Linked DNA regions of Homo sapiens: region 2 is linked to region 1. A link is a loop called in an ENCODE intact Hi-C map of the cell type or tissue named here. Cell type or tissue: ovary. All regions are shown on one strand.

Region 1 (4,000 bases):
GGCAAGTCACTTTGCTTTCCTGAACCTCAGTGTCCTTGTATGTGAAATGGGCATCATGATGTTACCTGTCTCCTAAGGCTATTGTGGGGATTAACCTAAATAGCAAGGCACCAAATATAGGGCCTGGCACATAGTAGGTATTCAGCAGAAGACCTAGTGTGGCTGGAGCTCAGGTTATTGGGCCACAGGAACAAACAGATGTTTGGATGTCATTGTTTGTTTTCTTTTGCCTTCCAATGGGCCCTTTCTGCTCCTTCCAGGAGCTCACCAGCTGGCCTGGGAGGGCTGCTTGCCCACTTATAGTTGCCAAGATGTTTGGCTGTGCCCCCGTCCAGAACCATCTTCTGGTCCTGTCTTCATTCTTGAGCCCTTTCCAGCCTGAACCCAATGGGGGACTCGTGTTCCAGGTCTGCTAACGTTTGCTGGCAGAGCCCATGTTTGGGAGCGTGAGCTGTGTTTAGGTAGAAACAGACACTGAAAACAGCTGCTGGCTTCTCTGCCGTGGTAAACAGGGAATAAAGCACTCCCCACCTCCCACTGTGGGCTTCGCTGGGGATTGGGGAGCACAAGGCAGGCCGGGCTTACTGTCGCTTTTGGGGAGGGGAAGGCCATTTTTCTTTAGGGACTGGGCCTGCCCCCTCAGGCTCGGGTCGGGCCAGGGGTGGGGTGAGATGTGTGGAGGGAGTTGGAAGCCCTCCCTCTCCCTGGACTTCTAGATGTTTGAAGACTCCATAGGCACTTTCTACCGTTTGGTGTCTGTGAGGCAGGGTCGTTTCTTTAAGCCTTTGTGGGTGGACTGTCAGCAAAGGCAGTTTCTGGCATGTCCTTGTACTGTGTTGATGAGTGGTATCAAACTTACCTTCACATCAGCCTCACTTGGTTGGTGCTGATTTAAACATACATATTCCCAGGCCCTTCCTCAGGCTCGCAGAATCAGAATCTCTGAGGGAAGGGCCCAGAAGCCTGCATTTTAACAAACTCTTCAGGTGATTCTGCTGCAGGCATTCAGGGAACTACACCTTGGAGACCCCTGGCAGGTTTCTAATGGGTTATCTGGGAAACCAGGGGGAAGGGGCAGTCAGGAGGAGGAGGGGGCCAGCCCAACCGCCCTTAGCATGCATACCCTGTTATGCTTTTTGACTTAGACTTGGGAGCAGATGCTTTTAGATGTAGGTCTCCTTAGAAACAGATGCTATCCCTGTTCTAGAATATAGAATAGAGTAGTTCCCCATCCTCTAGGTGTGCTTCATTTGCTGTCCACCCACTCATCCATCTCTCGACCCACTCACCCACCCATCCATCCACCCACTCTTTCATCCACCCACCCACCCACCCATCCATCCACCCACCCTTTCATCCACTCACCCACCCACCCACACACCCACCCATCCTTCCATCTACCCATCCTTTTTGGAGTGACCACCTGCTTTGTGTCTGGCTCTGGGCTGAGCTTTGGAGACACCAGAACTCTCCATTTAGACAAACAGACACAGAAATCATCATAATACAGAGGGACCTGTTCAATGATCAATGTCTCGAATAAGTACTGTGGTGGCACAGATGACAGACTCCACTGGCAGGGAGAAGGGATCAGAGAAGGCTTTGGAAGACAGCAACCTGTGAGTGGGCCATAAAGGACAAACAGTTTGCTAGATGGAGAGTGTGAGCGTGAGGGTGTGTAGGAGGGAAAGTCAGTTTTGCGAACTAAATCCTCTCACATCCACATTCAGAGCAGGGGCCTATCCCCAGGCCCCATGGAGCCCGTATTCGGAGGCTTATCTGTAGCTGCAACCTCTAAACTTGGCCCCATCTCCTGACATTTCTGAGTGAAAAGGAGCCACTCTTTAGTGTGTGTGCTGCAGGCTCCTGTGGCTGTCACAGTACAGTTATTGCGGAATTAACAGGGGAACAGCCATCCAAGTGGAGAGGCACAGAATACTTCCTGTCCTAGCTCTGCCTTCAACTCACTGTGTAACTGTGGACAGTTTCGGCCTCAGTTTCCCCATCATCAAGATGGGAGATTGGCTGTCAACTCTGCCAGCTTCCTGCCTGGAGCGCAGCCCTGACACCCTTCCTGCAAGATACACGTTAGCAACGACCGTTCTCTCTACGCCAAGCTCATTTGTCTGAGCGTATCAGCAACACGACACCTCGCAGTTCAGTGGATTTGATGTGAGCTCCCGCCCCTGGCATACCTAGCGTGTAATACCTGCTGCTGAAAAGGGGTATTTGAAGGCAAAGTGCATGGCAGAAGGAAGCCTGTAGGTGGCGCTATGGCTCCGGTTGCCGAGCTGCTCCCAGGAGATTCGTTTTCAGAGGATCTGAGAAAAACCCGGCAGGGTTGATGGCAGCTCTTTCTTCTCGGTGCCCTCGCAGTGCAGCAGGCCCCGCTTATTTGCAAGAAGCAGCCAGGTCAGCCCACTGGGCCTCCCCACCTCTTGTGCCCCTTCGCACATTTCAGAGCTCTCTCTTTTCCTCTGGGTCCTTCCATTCAAGAGAGGAGGAGGAGGAGGGGGTGAGCCTGTTGCGAACGGCGTTGGTGGGGCAGGGGCCGGTTCCCCTGTTTCTGGGGAGCCTTTTCTGTGCTGGTTGCAGGCAGGGGCCCTCAGTGTGGAGCTGTGGTGAGCCTGTGCCCCGTCGTATTTGGGTCACAGCCTCCGTGACCCCTAGCCCCCGCCAGGCACTCCACCCCTGCAGTGATTCGCTTGATATTTTAAAAGCACTCCATCTTCTGCCTGCTGCCTTCTCTCCATTCATCTGGGTCCAGGTTTTCGCCGAGCCATCTAATAAAGAATCCAGGGGGGAGAATGATGGGGGCGAGGAGAGGGAAAGTGCTAACATTTATTAAGTGCCCGCTGGGTGCCCAGCACTTCCTCAACAACTAGAGCAGCGGTCTTTCTGCTTTCTTTCAGCTGCATAACCCTTTCCTCCATCCAAAATCGCAAGCCTAACCTGGCCGTGTAAACAAACACCAGGGAAGCGCCTCTGATGGAAGGGGATGGGGCACCTAAGGCCCTGTCTCTCACCATGTAGCATCCTCCCCACTCCTAACAGACACTTTGGTGCTTCCATGAAACCTGGATCTAAAAGCTCTGTGCTCATTAAATCTACATATAACTCTCCAAGGAAATAGTATCCCCATTTTTATAATACCAAGCTAAAGGCCAGAGAGGGAGAGTGTAGGATCACACAATTTTTTTTTTTTTTTGAGATGGCGTTTCACTGTCACCCAGGCTATAGTGCAATGGCGTGATCTCAGCTCACTGCAACCTCCACCTCCCTGATTCAAGTGATTCTCCTGCCTCAGCCTTCTGAGTAGCTGGGATTATAGGCGCGCGCCACCACGCCCAGCTAATTTTTGTATTTTAATAGAGACGGGGTTTCACCATATTGGCCAGGCTGGTCTCCGAGCTCCTGACCTCAGGTGATCCGCCTGCTTTGGCCTCTCAAAGTGCTGGGATTATAGGCGTGAGCCACCGCGTCCGGCCCAGGGACACGATTATTAAAGGGCAGAGAGCCAGACTGGGGAGGCAGGTGTGCTCCATTCCCAAGCCCATGCTTGCCCTGGCTCTGCCGGGAAGACAGTAGGTGCTTTGCTTCCTGAGAAAGGTCAGGAAGAGGCGTGGCTCCTCCAGCTGTACAGACGACCAGGCCAGATCCACATGGCCCCGTTTGGTGCTTGGATGTCTGGTAAACTGCCTGCCAAGGAGGAACGCAGGTAGGACAAGAAAACTGTGGGTGGTGAAACGCATGGGGAATGGGTTCTGTGCCGCCAGTGAAATGGTCTTTCAGCCGCCAGGCTCCAACTTGGCTGACTTTAGAAGAAATCAGCCAGCCATGGATTGCTGGAGATTCAGACACAAGCTTTCCAGGCCCTGATGAGTCCTTGTTTTCTTCCAGGACAACTGGGTTTTGGGACTGTAAGCTATGACCCAGATCTTGGTTCCCATTTCGCACATGAAGAGAAGATTGGCCCTTAAAAAGCAAAATGCTTTAAAAC
Region 2 (4,000 bases), 390 kb after region 1:
GTCCCCTCCAAATCTCATGTTGAAATGTGACCGCCAATGTTAGAGGTGGGCTGGTCATGGTGGCTCACGCCTGTAATCCCAGCACTTTGGGAGGCCAAGGCTGGCAGATCACCTGAGGTCAGGAGTTCGAGATCAGCCTAGCCAATATGGTGAAACCCGATCTCTACTAAAAATACAAAAATTAGCCAGGCATTGTGGCAGGTGCCTGTAGTCCCAGGTACTGAGGAGGCTAAGGCAAGAGAATCACTTGTAACTGGGAGGCGGAGGTGGCAATGATCCAAGATCACACAACTGCACTCCAGCCTGGGTGACAAGAGCGAGACTTCATTTCAAAAATATATATATATAATGTTGGAGGTGAAATCTGGTGGGAGGTGTTTGAATCATGGGGGCGAGTCCCTCATAAATGGCCCAGTGCCATTCCCGTGGTAATAAGTGAGTTTTCTCTTTGGTAGTTCACGTGAGACCTGGTTGTTTAAAGAGCATGGCACCTTCCGCTTCTCTCTCCATCCAGCTCTGGCCATGAGATACAGTGGCCCCCGCTTCGCCTTTGGTCATGATTGAAAGCTCCCTGAGGCCTCCCCAGACGCTGAGCAGATGATGATGCCATGCTTGTACAGCCTGCAGAACCGTGAGCCAAACAAACCTCTTCTCTTTATAAATTGCCCAGTCTCACATATTTATTTATTTTAGTAATGCAGGAACAAACTAAGAGACACATACAATGTGATATTATTCAGCCATTAAAAGGAAGGAAGTGCTGATACACACTACAACATGGATGAACCTTGAAAACATTATGCTAAACCAAAGAATCCAGTCACCAAAGGCCACATATCACAGGATCCCATTTATGTGAAATGTCCAGAGTAGGCAAATCCATAAAGGCAGAAAACAGATCACTGGTTGCCTGGGCTAGAGGCAGTGGGTAATGGGCAGTGATTACTAACGGGCATGGGGGTTCTTTTGGGGGCAATCAAAATGTTCTGACAGTAAATAATGGTGATAGTTACACAACAATGTAAATATACCAAAAGCCACTGAATAGGACACTGTAAAAGAGTGAATTCTATGTGAATTATGTCTTGAAAAAAATACACTGTTCTAAAATATTGTACATGTGGAATTTATTTGTGCTAAAGAAGATGAGGCAGGGGCCAGGCACAGTGGCTTATGCCTGCAATCCCAGCACTTCAGGAGGCTGAGGCAGGTGGATCACTTGAGGTCAGGAGTTCGAGACCAGCCTGGCTAACATGGCAAAAACCCATCCCTACTAAAAAATGCAAAAATTAGCCTGGCATGGTGAAGCATGCCTGTAGTCCCAGCTACTCAGGACGCTGAGGCAGGAGAATTGCTTGAACCCAGGAGGTGGAGGTTGTAGTGAGCTGAGATCGCGCCACTGCACTCCAGCCTGGGCAACAGAGTGAGACTCCATCTCAAAAAAAAAAAAAAGAAGAAGATGATGAGGCAGGGAATAAAATAAGTGAGAAGGAGGGTGCTGAGCTTGTAAAGCAGCTGTAGAGTTGCAGGGGGCTTTGCTTCCCCTGAATCTGCGCTTGCACAGCCTGACCAAAGGCAAGCCATATGAATGAACGGATGGATGGACAAATGAGGTCCATATACCGAGGGTGGTAGTGTTACCAAGTGCAGTCTCATAGAGGGGCAATTTGGCAATATTGAAGAAAAACTAAAAATGCTCATACCTCTTGCCTCGGACTTTCTATTTGGGGGACTATAGCCTTCAAAATGACTCTCAAAAGCAAGTAGCAATAAATACAAGTACATTCATTGCAACATTGTTTGTAGTTGAGGGGAAATTGATAAATATTACCCAGCAACTGAGAAATGATTAAGTAATAATCAGGATATAGTCAGACAGTGGACAACTCGGCAAATCTAGGATCTGAGAGTTAGTATTAAGTGGAAGAAAAGTTATGCAAACAGCATGGATGGGGAAGAAAGGATAACTTTTTCAGGACAGAAGAATTCCAACTAATAAACTGGATAGCCTCAAAGTATCTCCACCCAAAGTATCTCCAGATGCTTATTAATTGCAAAGAGAATAGTCAGTTGAGTCCGTTGACAGTGGAGAAACCCAGAAGATGCCACCTTAACCAAGTGATCCAGGTTAACATCACCAGTAACATCACCAGACATATGGCCACCACGCAACCCCTGAGAAAGACACATTACTTCTGCGGCTGCTCGTAACTAAAATGCGTAATCTCAGTCTAATTATGAAAAAGCAACAGACAACCCAAATAGAGGACTATCCTACAAAATAAGTGACAAATACTCTTCCAAAGTGTCAAGGTCATGAGAGACAGAGAAGGGCTGAGGAGCTGTCCCAGCCTGTGGGAGACTAAGGAGGCCTGTCAACTAAATGCAGTGTGAATCCTGGGCTGCATCCTGGAGCCAAAACAAAGCTATTAATAGAAAAACCGGGGAAATCTGAACGAAAGTCTGTAGGTTAGTTAGTAGTAGTGTGTCAATGTCAATTTCTTGGTTATGATCATTGTATTATGGTTACGCAAGACAGTAACATTAGGGAAAGCTAAGTGAAGGATATTAAAGGAACTCCGTACTATTTTTGCAATTTTTTAGTAAGTCTGAAATTATTCCAAAATAAGAAACATTTTGAACAGAATGGATTTTATCATCTTAATTTAATCTGGTGAGCATTAGCTAGTTATCTTCAGTACCGGGTTGAATCACATTCCCCCAAAATGTTCATCTGGAATTTCAGCATGTGACCTGGTTTGGAAATGGGTTCTTTGCAGATGTCATTAGTTAAATTAAGATGGAGTCATATTGGATTAGGGTGGCCACTAAATCCAATGACAGGTATTTTTGTAAGAAGGCCATGTGGGCTGACCACAGTGGCTTGGTGGGGCATGGTGGCTCACGCCTGTAATCCCAGCATTCTGGGAGTCCGAGGCAGGCAATCACTTGAGTCTAGGAGTTCAAGACCAGCCTGGGCAACATGGCAAAACCCCATCTCTACAAAAAATACAAAAAAAAAAGAAATGAGTTGTTTGTGTTGGCATGTGTCATACACCATGTGACAACAGAAGGAGAGATTGGAGTGATGTGGCTACAAGCCAAGGAACACCAAGTGCTTCTGGCAACCACTGTAAGCTGGGCGAGGTATGGAGCCGATTCTCCCCCAGAAGCTCCAGAAGGAACCAACCTTGCCCCACCTTGTCTGAATTCTAGCCTCAAAAAATGTGAGAGAATAGGCTGGGCACAGTGGCTCATGCCTGTAATCCCAGCATTTTGGGAGGCTGAAGCAGGAAGATCTCTTGAGGTCAGGAGTTCGAGACCAGCCTGGCCAACATGGTGAAACCCTGTCTCTACTGAAAATACAAAAATTAGCCGGGCATGGTGGTGGGAGCCTGTAATCCCAGCTACTCAGGAGGCTAAGGCAGGAGAATCGCTTGAACCCGGGAGGCGGAGGTTGCAGTGAGCTGAGATCAATCTACTGCACTCCAGTCTGGGCGACAAAGCAAGACTTCATCTAAAAAAAAAAAAAAGTGAGAGAATAAATGTTTGTTGCTTTAAGCCCCCACGTTTGTGATGCTGTTTTACAGCAGCAATAGGGAACTCCTGCGTCTTCCCAGCCAGCATCCCCAACACCTCTCCTCAGGCCAAGCCCTATTTCTCTTGAGGCTCTGTGCTGTTCAGTGACACTAACCTGCCCCCCAGCCAGCCAGCCTTGGCCCATCAGCACATTCTGTCTCCAGCCTCTGAGATTGGTGCAGGGACGGTATGTGACCTGACCTGAGGCCATGAGACCTGAGACATTTGCTGCCAGCTCCTGAGAAAGAAGCTTCCTCGCTTCCAGAACAAACACTCTCTCTCCTGTTAGACCCGAACAAGGACGCCATCGTGCTCCAATGAGGGTCTGAGAATACATGGATAAGCAGACTGTTTCTCCCACTATACACTCACAGTGGGCTTCTTACACCAGATGGGTGTTTGGGGAGGCGTTCCCACATAG

What was found. Hi-C counts contacts between places; a loop is a spot of excess contacts. Peaks named below come from ENCODE experiments on the same cell type or tissue, not always from the same donor. Only the 100,000 strongest peaks of a DNase experiment are listed, where the experiment ranks them.
Region 2: it touches region 1 in a loop (3-fold over the local background); 75 of 110 quality-filtered maps call a loop at or near these places.

The regions. Positions count from the first base shown.
Region 1 is chr11:45,369,123-45,373,122 of GRCh38, forward strand. LINC02687 (long intergenic non-protein coding RNA 2687) reads left to right here and starts at 2,275. Exons shown (of 5, transcript NR_122071.1): 1 at 2,275-3,718. In ovary, a CTCF peak has its summit at 2,257 (motif pointing right); a DNase peak (open chromatin) is centred at 2,269.
Region 2 is chr11:45,762,934-45,766,933 of GRCh38, forward strand. No RefSeq gene overlaps it. Among named protein-coding and RNA genes, the nearest start is that of LINC02716, 6.5 kb to the right of the region's middle. In ovary, no CTCF peak of the experiment used is centred here; no DNase peak of the experiment used is centred here.